Linked DNA regions of Homo sapiens: regions 2, 3 and 4 are each linked to region 1. Evidence: chromatin contacts called from ENCODE Hi-C or POLR2A ChIA-PET data. All regions are on one chromosome and are shown on one strand. Each heading gives the region's core, a stretch centred on a gene start or an enhancer-like site at or near the end of the contact. The rest is flanking DNA. Distances are from core to core; before and after follow the strand shown. Region 1 holds the start of ZNF407-AS1 (ZNF407 antisense RNA 1). Region 2 holds the start of LINC01922 (long intergenic non-protein coding RNA 1922). Region 3 has its middle 31 kb from the start of LINC01922. Region 4 overlaps ZNF407 (zinc finger protein 407).

Region 1 (3,097 bases), core at 526-3,025:
TCACCACTCCCCACCATCAATCAGCCGTAACTTCCACTGTGCTCCCACATCTCTATTTTAGTAAGCAGAAAAAGGTATTATATATATTTATTTATGTGTCTATTCAACCAGATCTCAAAATCCTCTAGGGAAGTATATTACTATTTCCAACACCTAGAAGGGTGTTTGGCATAAAGCAAGAACCAGTGTTTTTGAAGTGGAGCCACTTTGCTCTGCTTAAAAGGTACCAATGGAACTGTCCTATTGTTTGCAACTTTTCTGTAAATCTTAATTTATTCCGAAATAAAGTTTAAAAAAAAATGCACCAGTAGCAACTGTGTTGTGAGCAATTATCACACCTGCCTTACATGTCACGCAAGAAGAAAGCTTTACCTTGTACCAGTAGCAGTAATTTTGTATATAGCAAAGTGAGTCTCAGTTTGTAAAAAGGGAATAATTCCTACTACACAAGATTGCTGTACTAAATGAAGCACAGTGAGTATGCCAAATGACATATAAGCTCTTCTTAATAAGGTTCTGATGAGTATATGTTAGGGCCCCTGTCTACAGTGTTCTAAATGGACCAGCACTTCACCACAAAACAGATACATACTACGACTAGGATGTCACCAGGCATAGACTGCAAAGCTGTAACTCAAATCACTATTAAGACTGTAATTACTTATAAAAGTATTCTACATGTGTGTCCACGGATGTGGGATGTCCTATTCCAAAACTCCCCAATGAAATAAATGGCTACTCAAAACCCAGCGCAACCGACAGAGGTCAGCGGCCACTGCACCCCGCCTCCACCAGCTTAAACTCCAGAAGGAGGCCAAGCACCCAGGGCGTGCTAGCTGGCTGGAAAGAGGTGAGCATCTACTGAGAAACCCACTGCTGCCCGCAGCGGTGTCAGGCAGCCGCGGGTCTCCCCGCAGTGGCGCAAAGCGAGCTGAAGTCGGGAATGGCTAGGACCCTTCGCTGCCACCGCGGTGCTTTCGGCCACCGCACTTGTGTGCCCTCCGCCCGCCCACACCAGCGTCGCTTAACGGAAGAAGGCGCGAGTAGCAGCGGCGCAGCCAGGGCACCTGGGGGTGACACGAGAGTGGGCGGGCGGTCCAGGGAGCCCCTGCTGGAAACCAGACGCTAAAGCTTGCAGCTGTGCAGCTAGGGGAGCATCTGTTTTCCACTTGAGAGCAACCCGGGCACGCGAGAACGGCCCGATTTCGGTGCAGGGGTGCGTCCCGAAGGAACGGGGGACTGTTTCTGCGCGGACAGGCGAACCCGGCAGGGGAAACCGAGGCCACGCTAGGTCCGCAGCCCCGAGGTGTCCACAAGAGCTCCGCTCGCGCAAGGGCGCGGAGCGAGGCTGCCCGCGGGACCGGCCTGCGGAGCGAGCGGGTGAGAGGGCAGGGCGGCAGCTGGGGCCTGGGGGAGGAGGGCGGCGAGGCAGCGTGAGCGAACGAGCGAGGGTGTGTGTCCGGGCGTGAGTCTGGGCGGGTGTCGGGAAGGAAGGCGACAGGGAGGGGCGGAGGCGGGGGGAGGGGGGAGGAGAAAGAGCGAAGGGCCCAGACGGGGCTCTGGGCGCCCAGCCGCCCGGCTTCGAGCCCTCAAGCCACCGCCCCCAGGCCCCGCGCTGACGCTGGACGGTCCCCGCCTCCAAACCCCCCGCCCCGGCCAGAGAATAACTTACCTGTTTGGCGACGGAATCGCTCCTGCTCGCCCCTCTGACTGACTCCTCCGGCTCACCGTCTTCCCTTTGGGAGGAAGAGGCGGGACATCCTGTTTCTCCGTCGAAGGACTTCCGGTGGCTTCCAAGGCGACTCCGTAGTGGATGCAGCGCCGGACGCCACAGCCGAAAAACAGAATCTTGGAACTGGTTTAGTACAATCCAGGTCGAGTTCCTTGTTTTTTATCCGAGTGGCCGGCAGGCCCATGTGCTGTCTTGTTTTTAACACATCAGCTCTTGCCGGAAGCCGCTAAGAGATAAAATAGGAAGTCCCACCCTTCCCTTAGAGAAGGAAAACGGAGAGCCGAAGGAGTCAATCTAAATTCGATGAGCGCGTCGGGCTCCAAGGCAGGCGCTGTCAGCCCGGGAGGGCTGTCTGGGATTTCTAGAGGGTCCCAGAACGGGTTCTTCCCAGGCCGATCCCGCCTGCTTCCTGCCCCGTCTCTCCACCCGCCTCCCGCCCTCTGTAAGGGACCCCGAGGGCGGCGCCGGAAACACGGAGAAGGCCCAGAACGGCGCGGGACCCGAGAGGCCTACGTTGGCAAACGCAGCCCGCTGCCCCTTTGCTCGCTTCCCCCGGGCCTGGAGTGGCTCCTGTCGCTTCTGGCGCTCCGATTTCGAGAAATGACTTTCAGCTGTGCAAGGCGAGAATGCTACTTTAGATGATGAGAAAAAATCTCTCGAATGGCTCCCAAAATGAGGTCCTTGTTTAAGAGGCCACAGGAAGCCGCTAGCCGAACTCTGATACCAAAGAGGAGGCCAAGAAGCGGACTGTGGCTTGGTGACCTGTTTGGTATTGCCAAATTTTCAGCTTTTATTAAAGCTGAAACACCTTGGCTGTTTAAAACGTTCGACAAGGACTTTTTTATGAACGTTAACGGCACAGCATACGGGTTTTTTGGAAAAAAAAAAAGGCAGGACTTCAGCCCGTCCGCCCCCTTGTGCAGGTCCATTCATGAACCTCGAGTTAGAGGCCTTTCTTCTGAAACTCAGAATCTAGTAGGGAAGACCTGTGTAGACGAATAAAAATAAATACATCACAGCTTGTTAAGTGCTGTGACAAAGAGGCAGTGAAATCCTGCTTGAGGTCATCTGCCTTGCTAAAGAGGTTTGACTATGTTGTAGGCACAGGGTTAGGGTTAGACTCTGTAATGGGAAGTTATGTGATCAGATTTCTGTTTAGGAAGATCACTGGCCAGGCGGGGTGGCTTACGCCTGTAATCCCAATACTTTGGGAGGCCGAGTCGGTGGATTGCTTGAGGCTAGGATTTTGAGACCAGCCTGGGGAAACCGCGTCTCTACTAAAAATTTGAAATTAGCCAGGCATGGTGGTGCGAGCCTGTAATTCCAGCTACTTGGAGGCTGAGGCGGGAGAATAGCTTGAACCCA
Region 2 (3,423 bases), core at 642-3,141, 190 kb after region 1:
CAGGGAACCGCAACAGCTCTCAGACTCGAAGCGCCCACTGCTAGCACCAGGACATAACGTCCTTGGGTTTTCCTTTCAAGCTCAACTTGGTTATATTATGAATTGAGAATTCCAATTCTGCCCCCATAACCCCCATGGTGAACGGAGCTGATAGGGAGATCAACCGCTCACAGAGTGGCCCTGCTCCAAACACATAAATATGCTCCATAAAGTAACAAAATGTTTGGAAATTCAGATCCTCGCTTGAAATTCTCTAGCACCAGAATGAAGGCAACTCCAAGCCACAGCTGAGAACCAAGATGGGAACTCAGTGGACTGTGAAGCGCTCAGAGCTCTGCCTCCACCTGCCTGGAGGAAGGAGTTGAGCCCACAGCTGTCCTCTGTCCCCTGCCTCATGCCCCACACTCCACACAGAGCTGGGATTTGTCATTCATGAGGGAGCCAGGAGGATCGCCCCAACTGTGATCTGGGAGTTAGAAAAATCCACCCATCTGACGGGGGACACAGCTCAGAGGCATCCCCTCCACGCCAGGAGTGGAAAAAGCATTGGCAGAATCCTGGGCCAGTTGAAGGTGCGGGCTCTGAATTCACACTGCCTATAAGCTGAGAAAAGAACACAGGAAACTGGCCCAGAGATGAGGAAACCTGGGGGCTCTGCGGATGTCCCACGCCCCAGGGCAGGTGTGTGTCTACATATGGAACTAGCTCACACTGAAGCCAAGTATTACACATCACGTGGGGAACAAACTGCCTGGTGCCAGTGGCTGGATGTAGCAATGAGAATAAAGCACACCCTGGAAGGATCTGGAAGAGATGTCAACAAAACTGTGCTTGAAGTCTCAGGAGAGGGGATGAAAAAAGTACAGGCAAAATTAAAAAGGAACGAGTAGGAATTCTATTAAGAAATGCAGTTGTGATCATGAAAACTCAACTGATGCACTGCACAGTAAACCAGCCGCGACTGAAAGCATGTGCGAGTGGGAAGGCAGGTCTGCAGAAGCTACCAGGAACATGGGACAGGACGCGGCAGAGGGAACCGCAGGAGGGACACAGAACAGCATGGGACACGAAAGGAAAACTTCCAACACATGCCCAGAGGAAATGTAAACTGGCTTAGACATAATCGAACCCATAGAACTTCCTTCAGAGGGAAGGCATGCAGAGAATGGGAAAGACAAAGTATTTGAAAAAATAAAGGCTAAAAATTTTTAGAATTTTATATTTTTATTTTTTTGAGTCAGAGTCTCGTTCTGTCGCCCAGGCTGGAGTGCAGCAGTGCAATCTCAGCTCACTGCAACCTCCGCCTCTCTAGTTCAAGCAATTCTCCTGTCTCAGCCTCACAAGTAGCTGGGTTACAGGCCCCCCCACACCAAGCCCAGCTAATTTTTTTTTTTTTTTAAGCAGAGACGGGGTTTCGCCATGTTGGCCAGGCTGATCTGGAACTCCTGGCCTTAGGTGATCCACCTGCCTCGGCCTCTCAAAGTGCTGGGATTACAGGCTTCAGACACCATGCCTAGCCATGTTTTAAAATTTAAGAAAGACTTAAGTCTTCATGTCAAAAAGCATGTGAGGTCCGAATCAGGAAAAACAGAAGCAACCTCACACTTAGACTCATCATAACTATTAAATATCAAAGATAAACTTCAGAGAAAAATGGCACATCTCTTACCACGGAATGACAATTAGAGTAATACCAGATTTCTCATCGACAATACAGGCTGAGTATCCCTTACCCACAATGCTTGGCACCAGAATGGTTTCAGATCCTGACTTTTTTTGGATTTTGGAATATTTGCATTATACTTACGCATTGAGCAGGCGTGGTGGCGGGCACCTGTGGTCCCAGCTACTCAGGACGCTGAGGCAGGAGAATGGCGTGAACCCGGGAGGCAGAGCTTACAGTGAGCCGAGATCATGCCACTGCAACCCAGTCTGGGCGACAGAGCGAGACTCCGTCTCAAAAAAAAAAAAAAAGCCAAAATCCTCCAGTGAGGGTTTCTTTGAGCATCATGTCTGCACACATAAGTTTCAGGTTTTGGAGCATTTCAGATTCTTGGCTTAAAGATGCTCAACCTATATTAAACACCAGCAAATAACATTTTTTTTTAATGAGACAAAATAGCTTTCATCCTCGAATTGTGTACTCAGCTAGCTTATCCTTCAAGAGTGAGGGTGAAATAAAGACATTTGCAGTCTAAGATGTTTGCCAGGCCATGCCCTCTGTGAAAGAATGACCAACGGGTATATCCAAGAATGGGATTGGTTTCTGGGAGCAGTGAGTGAGAGAGGCACACAGGAAGAAAAGAAGTCAATAGCATAAGGTAGGAAACCTAGATAAGTTTTAGCTCTTAAAAATGACTGATTTAGGGAAACAAGAATGGAACTAAGATAATAAAAAATGATGTGGGAAGTAGGAGGGAATGTGGAGTGAAGACATTCTGAGGGAGTGGGTTTTTTTTTTCTTTTTTAAAGAAAATAATAGAAATTTTCATTAGCTTTAATTTTGAGTGAGAGGAAATGAATTCCAGAGTATTCAAGGGAGACCTATTCTCCAAAGGGAGGGAAAGACTTTTAGCTTAACTAGGAAAATCTAAGTAAACTAGACCACATTGGGAGAGAAGCCAAGCTGTCACCCATTATCAAAATTAAAATTCCATCCTTTTCACGGCTTGTATGTCTTCTGTTTCATCAAGAAATATGCAAATGGTTCTGACCACTTGGATGCCATTTTAGGGAAATGTGAGTTGTGTTTATTTAAGTTTAGCTAAGGAGATTGGCAATAGGAGTGCTCATACTCCCCAGGATTGTAGTGGAAAATTGGAAGATGGGTCGTGGGCTGCTTGCTAGATGCCATTTGAAGCTGGGAATCTGGCGGCGACTCACTAGGCGCCAATACCTGCCACCCAGGTGTAGGCAGGTGTTGTGACCATTGAGTAGGAAAGAGAGAAACAGGTGTGACATACACCTTATCAATAATCCTGGGTGGAATCAGTGTTGAATAATGAATCACATACAATAATTAATATATGCTAAATTGTCTTAAGCCTTTTTTTTAGCATGACAGCTTGGGAAGAAGCCCCAGAAACCAGAACCTCTGAACTGGAAAAGGCTGCTATTCCTGATGTCTTTTCATCCAGAGCAGTTTGATCCAGAGCTATCTGGACAGAATATTCTGGAATGTTGAGCCTGCCCATAGGGGCAGGTAAGTATGGGGTTAACATTTAGAGGTTTTAAGATTAGGTATGTGTGTTAAAATAGAAATCGAAACTGTAACTGTCTAACAAAGAGAGAAAGAGGAAAACTAAAGAAACCTTGATAAATTCAATTTTAAAAAAGGAAATGATGAAGAAAGGAGCCAAATACGAAGCAAAGCAAATAGAAAACAAAAATGCCACAGTGGGGAGAAATCCTCACCACCCTGGA
Region 3 (3,108 bases), core at 159-2,658, 220 kb after region 1:
GTGTGTCCAAGTTATTTTCCTCCAATGTAATTATATCCTGTAGATCAGGGGTCCCTAACCCCTTGGCCATGGACCAGTACCTGTCCACGGCCTGTTAGAAACTGGGCCACACAGCAGGAGGTGAAGTGGCAGGCAAGTGAGTGAAGCTTCACCTGTGTTTTCAGCCGCTCCCCATCACTCACATCACTGCCTGAGCTCTGCCTCCTGTCAGATCAGTGGCAGCATTAGATTCTCGTAGGAGTGCAAACCCTACTGTGAACTGTGCATGGGAGGGATCCAGGTTGCACGCTCCTTATGAGAATCTAATGCCTGATGATCTGTCACTATCTCCCATCACCCCTAGTTGGGACTTCTAGTTGCAGAAATGCACGCTCAGGGCTCCCACTAATTCTACATGATGGTGAGTTGTGTAATTATTTCACTATATATTACAATGTAATAGTAATAGAAAGAAAGTGCATAATAAATGCAGTGGGCTTGAAGCATCCTCAAACCATCCCCCAACCTTGGTCTGTGGAAAAATTGTCTTCTGTGAAACCAGTCCCTGGTCCCAAAAAGGTTGGGGACTGCTGGTGTAGATTAGGTCCTATTTTTCTGTAACTTTGGGTTACAGAAAATGTAATTTTTATAACTCTGTAGTTCTAAGATGAGGGTCAGCAGGTGTACCTTCATGTTCTCTAGCTCAGGGTCTCTTAACCTCAGCTTCGCATTTTGGGTAGAGAACTCTTTGTTGTGGGGGGCTGAGGCAACAGATACAATAGCATGTCCTGTTGGATCCTAATCTCCTATCTAATAATTTCCACATAGTGTCTTCTGGATTTTCTTCCACAGAATCGTCTTAGAAGAAACCCTCCAGCTCCTACCTGTTACCTTGTGCAGATAGAAAGGTCCTCAGGAGTCCATCAGGGGGACAGATGAAGACTGCTCGGCAGGAAGCTGGTGGAAACTTCTAAGGTAGAAATGCTGGCAGAAATTAAGAAGTCGAAACTATGAACATGGTTGTCAGTGGCATTTATAAGCAATCTTATTTTAGAAAACTTGAGTAAAAGTCTTGTGTGATTTTTGGCCGGGCCCTCTGGTAGCTGCTGGGTGACTGCAGGAGCTGGGCCAGCAGTCAGGGAGGACAGGTCTGCATGTGGAGAGAAGCTGGGCTGTGGGTGCCCAGGCTGGGCAGCTGCATGACGTGTGGAGGTTTCCAGTGGTCATGAGCATGACTAGACAGTGTACAGCCTCTCCCATGAGGCTGCGGTCAAATCAGGACTGGATTCCAAACTGGAGCCTGATGGAGGAATGAACTAAACTGCAAGGGTGGCTGCTGGCACAGAGCTCCTCAAGATGTTGACAGAGGGAGAAATGTGGTGTTCTCAGATGAGGGACGGATGTGGCTAAAAATCCCCAGTTTTAGGGAGTGTGGGTAGAGATCATGGTTTTAAGGACCCGGAGAATAAAACATGTCCTCAAGCTGTTTTGAGTTGAAGCTGTTGCAGGTTACCATTGGACACCATAACTCACTTTATAGTCCTTTCTTCATCCCACTTCCTCTTTCAAAGTACACAATTCTGAATGGCAAAAACAAAAAGCTCTGTTTTCTTCTCTTTAAATATCACCAGGTTCTCTAAAATTTGTGATTTTAAGGACTTACAGGAATTCAAACTACCAGCTCCAGAATTTCTTCACTATATTTTTGTCAACTACTCCTTTGATTGTTAGCTTACAAGGCAGGGACCTTCACAGCATTTCCTGAGGACAGCTCTCACCCAATTAAATCATATTCTAACTCTTCTGCAACAGCAGAAACCACCACAGTGTCTCCAAAGTTACTAGAATTCCAGTGTTGTAACAATGAAGTTGAACAACACTTTCCAGGGACCATTATACTTAGAAAAAGGAGCTGGCATTAGATATCAATAGATACTCATCGAGATTCAGAGGTTATTTTTATGCTGTAGCCACTTATAGAAAACAAAGCAAAATCCACATTTTCTAGCCAGTGCTCCCAATACAGGATTCTCTTCCTTATCAAACAATAGTAATAAAATGCAAGTTGAGACCAGATCCCAAGGTTTTACTTTATTTATTTATTTTTTTTGAGACAGAGACTCACTCTGTCACCCAGGCTGGAGTGCAGTGGCATGATCTTGGCTCACTGCAACCTCTGCCTCCCAGGTTCAAGTGATTCTTCTGCCTCATCCTACCAAGTAGCTGGGACCTGCAGGCACACACCACCACACCCAGCTAATTTTTTTAATTTTTTTATGTATTTTTATTTATTTTATTTTATTTTTAGTAGAGACAGGGTTTCACCATGGTGACCAGGCTGGTCTCGAACTCCTGACTTCAGGTGATCCGCCCCCCTCAGCCTCCCAAAGTGCCACTGCTCCCGGCTGGTTTTATTTATATATAAATGGTACATATATGCGCGCGCGCGCACACACACACACACACACACACACACACACACACACGTCCTTAATGAAGAGATAATATTTAAACGTTGTAAATTTAAAGTTCCTGCGATTTCCTGCCTCCTAAGGGATAGAAACTTGAATTTATTTTTGAGGCCTTCTTTCTTCTTGGAAATCACCCCAGTGGGGAATGAACCTCCTCCAGGAAGAAGATATAATGTGGCTTAGGCTCCAAGGAGCTAACCCCTTTGGATAATAATGTAAAGGTTGTGATTACGGTGTCAGAGTTACATTGCTGCAGATTGTGTTTCTTTAGAATAATTTTTTAGAATAATTTTCTTTCCCAAATATGGCTATAGACCACAATGTGCAAATATTTTATTGCTTATTTTTGTGGAGTTGGTGCATATCTCCTCACAGGCGGTCCCTAGAGAAGTTCCCCATGCTGTAGGAAACCCTGACAGCTTGGCCTTCTCTTCACTTCTCTGCAGTGGGGGAGAGATCATTGTAAAGGAAAAAGAGAAAGACAGGAGGAAAAGTAAGTTAAGGTCAGGTCGGGGGAAAAACAAAGGGAAGGAATGAACTGGGCTTGGGGCTGTGCAACTTACAAAAGGGAAGGAATGAACTGGGCTTGGGGCCGTGCTATGCAAAAAGGAAGGAATGAACTGGGCTTGGGACCGTGCAGCTTGCAAAAGGGAAGGAA
Region 4 (3,122 bases), core at 397-2,896, 210 kb before region 1:
TTTTAAAGTCTCAGTAAGTCATTCAATTCCAATACCATTATACATTTTATGCTTAATAATTATCAAACTCTTTATAGACTTTGTTGTTTCAATCGTTTTAATAGTAATTACAATAATCCTTTCTACACATTTTTAACACTTAGAGCTTTATGAGCAAAGATACTAAAATATAAAAAATGCTAAGTGCTGGCCGGGCGTGGTGGCTCACACCTATAATCCCAGCACTTTGGGAGGCCAAGGCCGGTGGATCACCTGAGGTCAGGAGTTCGAGACCAGCCTGATCAACATGGAGAAACCCCTGTCTCTACTAAAAATACAAAATTAGCCAAGCGTGGTGGCACATGTATGTAATCCCAGCTACTCGGGAGACTGAGGTAGGAGAATCATCTGAACCTCGGAGGCGGAAGTTGCGGTGTGCCGAGATCGCGCCATCGAACTCCAGCCTGAGCAACAAGAGTGAAACTCTGTCTCAAAAAAAAAAAAATGTGAGGTGCTGTGGCATACTCCTGTAATCCCAGCTCTTTGAGAAGCTGAGGTGGGGGATCGCTTGAGCCCAGGAGATCAAGACCAGCCTAGGCTAAACATAGTAAGACCTCATCTTTTATTTTTTAAAAATAAAACAATTAAAAAAACCTTACATCAATGTATGTGTCCGTGAGTATGTACTGATACCCAGAAATGATAAGATGATCATTAAAATATGTCCACATACAAATACAATAAAATCTGTGGGGGAAATAAGGGATGTGAGTTCAAGAAGAAAAACAAATTTTCTGACAGTTAAAGAACTTATTCATGTACTTTTAAATGAATGGACGGTGGGAATCAAATCATCATGGTGTTAACATTCTATTGGATACATTTTAAAGTGGTACAAATATTACTTTACTATGTCAATTTTTATTCTACACTTGAAATTATATCCTGTCCAACTTCTGTACTTAGGATGAAAATACTCAGTTGCCAACAACTGGGGCAGGGGATACAGAAGTTTGAAATACTATCATAGGGGAACTTGAGCACCATACTATAGCATAACTAGTGTGACTGTTCAAAGTCTTGCTTGCCCTGTGAAAACCTTCCCATGAATATCCATGCACAACGAAGACTACCTCCATGACTCTCGGGACCCTGCTCATGTCTCTTTACAAGCTGGCCTGTATGTGTGTTACAGCCACAGGACCCTCCTTCAGCACATGCAGCCCAACACTTTCAGTTCCTAATTCAGTTTCACTGTACTTTCTGTTCCCTCCACCTAGAATACTCTTTAATGCTGCCTTTCTCATCATTCACGTTCCTACTCAGCCTCAGAATACAGGGACTCTCTTTGCATTACTTCTTGCAAATAATGCAGGCTAATTTGCCCGAAAAGCCTTAAAAAGGCTTCAGAGGTGCCTACTGTAAACAATCTATCTACAATCACCTGTTGCTTCCCGTTATTATCTCCATGGCATCTACTGCTTTCTGAAATTATTTATGTGCTTCTTCACTTACTTTCCAGTTCTGCCATAACAATGTAAGCTCTATGGGTAAGAAGTGTTTATTTTGCTCACCACTCCATTCTTAGAACCTAAAACCATGCCATGCCTGAGAAAATTTTTGCTAAATTAATCATAGGTGTGAGGTAAAGGTGACTCATAGTCCTAGAATAGCTTCTACATGTCAAGCACTCTGCTGGGACACTTACTCAGTCTCACTCTATTTACTCCTTATGAGAATTTTCTAAAGGGAGTATTATTCCTTATATTTTTAGTTGAATAAACGGAGTTTCAGAGGTTAAGTAACTCGGACAAATTGCATCAGTTAATAAAATGGAGGTGACAGGATTTAAACTCAGGTACTGGATCTTAATCATCCTCTGCTAGAGCTTTATCCACTATGACATGTTGTCATTTTATTTCCCTTACAGTATTTTCATTTATCATCTTGTTTGATCCTCACAACAGTCCACATCTTATCATATCTGCTTTCCAGAAAATGAAACTAAGGCTCTGAGAGTCAAAAAGCTATGTCCATGGAAATAAAGCTACTTAGGGACCAACTGGAACTCAGGTCCTCCACCCCTGGCTCTCGCCTTCCTCCTACAACCCCCCATTGGCATAGGCTAAAGCAGAGATTGGTGAATTACAACCAGGTTGACAGGTGAATCAACTTCCCAACATATCACACTGTGCCACTGTCAAAAGCTTGAGAGTTTACAACTGCCACAGACTTTCTGAGATAAGATAAAGACAATCAACATTAGCCATACTAAGGAAAACCTAAGTAATCCTAAGTAAGGGGCGCGGCCTAGCCAAGGTGTGGGCCTGCAGTCACAGCAGGCCCTGCGCCATCCAGCCACTGCTCCAGATTTGGCAGGAAACCTAAGTGCACACGTGATGGCTTGGAGTTCTACAAAGTATAATCTTACTCGTTTAGTATTATTTTAAGATATTTTCCCAAGTTCTAGTGTATAAGGATAAATCATTTAAAAACTCAAGAAAATTTTTAACAAAAAGAGTTACATCACTAGGAAAAAAATGTATTGGAAATAGTAAAGTCTGTAGAATATACATCCATAAGCTCTTCCATTAAACAAAGAATGAAAGAGGACGAGTCGAGAAGTCAAGTAGGAGTATCTCAATTTTCTCACACAACGTAACATCTTCATTTGCTTGCACAATGCTCAAATCTGTCTTAAAACAATGAACAATGAATGACTTCAAAACATTATAATCAGTTCCAGTTAAAATTGCAGATATAATTTATACTGACTCTTGTCTCTACCTATACCAGGTGGAGACCCTTTAACAGATGGTGTTCATTCCCACCTAACAATGATCAAACAGCAACAGGAAAACTTTGGTTCAGTTTAACAGAAGTCAGGTCTCTACTCCAAAGTATCATAAATGTATTGATAACATTCTTATATTTTTACTCTTCCCATTATAAAAATAAAAAGTTGTGGGGAAAACAAAAGATAATTATGGAATCAAAAAATCAGATAATGCTAGATTTAACAGTATGCTTATGTTGCAGTCTGCTACTAGACAATTTGCATTGAAAATGTAAGTAGGTATTTATCTTTATCACTACAACTATAAATAGAAAAGTGTAAATCAGACTATTGTGACAGTTCAACT

Evidence for each region. Hi-C counts contacts between places; a loop is a spot of excess contacts on that map. ChIA-PET counts read pairs that join two places held with the same protein, here RNA polymerase II (POLR2A). Pooled maps may share reads with other maps.
Region 2: a loop to region 1 is called in a map with no recorded cell type, with 11 times the contacts of the local background. The contact joins the promoter of LINC01922 here to the promoter of ZNF407-AS1 in region 1. A Hi-C loop is called at or near these places in 1 of 37 single-sample maps with no recorded cell type and 2 of 50 pooled maps. POLR2A ChIA-PET finds 5 or more read pairs at or near these places in 1 of 52 experiments (activated B cell).
Region 3: a loop to region 1 is called in a pooled map, with 4 times the contacts of the local background. The contact joins the enhancer-like site here to the promoter of ZNF407-AS1 in region 1. A Hi-C loop is called at or near these places in 6 of 168 maps with a recorded cell type or tissue (CD4-positive, alpha-beta T cell, CD4-positive, alpha-beta memory T cell, CD8-positive, alpha-beta T cell and 1 more) and 10 of 50 pooled maps. POLR2A ChIA-PET finds 5 or more read pairs at or near these places in 6 of 52 experiments (CD4-positive, alpha-beta T cell, CD4-positive, alpha-beta memory T cell, CD8-positive, alpha-beta memory T cell and 3 more).
Region 4: a pooled map shows a loop between it and region 1 (6-fold over the local background). The contact joins the enhancer-like site here to the promoter of ZNF407-AS1 in region 1. A Hi-C loop is called at or near these places in 11 of 37 single-sample maps with no recorded cell type and 5 of 50 pooled maps.

What each region holds. Positions count from the first base shown.
Region 1 is chr18:74,596,513-74,599,609 of GRCh38, reverse strand. It overlaps ZNF407-AS1 (ZNF407 antisense RNA 1), which reads left to right and starts at 1,775. Exons shown (of 2, transcript NR_024484.1): 1 at 1,775-3,097. ZNF407 (zinc finger protein 407) reads right to left here and starts at 1,740. Exons shown (of 9, transcript NM_017757.3): 1 at 1,673-1,740. RefSeq lists enhancers at 745-964, 1,755-1,964 and a silencer at 1,355-1,654.
Region 2 is chr18:74,407,916-74,411,338 of GRCh38, reverse strand. LINC01922 (long intergenic non-protein coding RNA 1922) reads right to left here and starts at 1,891. Exons shown (of 2, transcript NR_131977.1): 1 at 1,808-1,891.
Region 3 is chr18:74,376,656-74,379,763 of GRCh38, reverse strand. No RefSeq gene overlaps it. Among named protein-coding and RNA genes, the nearest start is that of LINC01922, 31 kb to the left of the region's middle. Within about 2 kb of position 1,408, at least 4 of the 41 ENCODE cell types and tissues checked have a DNase peak (open chromatin) inside an H3K27ac peak, as active enhancers do.
Region 4 is chr18:74,805,380-74,808,501 of GRCh38, reverse strand. All of the region lies in intron 4 of ZNF407 (zinc finger protein 407), which reads right to left. Among named protein-coding and RNA genes, the nearest start is that of ZNF407, 210 kb to the right of the region's middle. RefSeq lists enhancers at 1,324-1,373, 1,358-2,557. Within about 2 kb of position 1,646, at least 10 of the 41 ENCODE cell types and tissues checked have a DNase peak (open chromatin) inside an H3K27ac peak, as active enhancers do.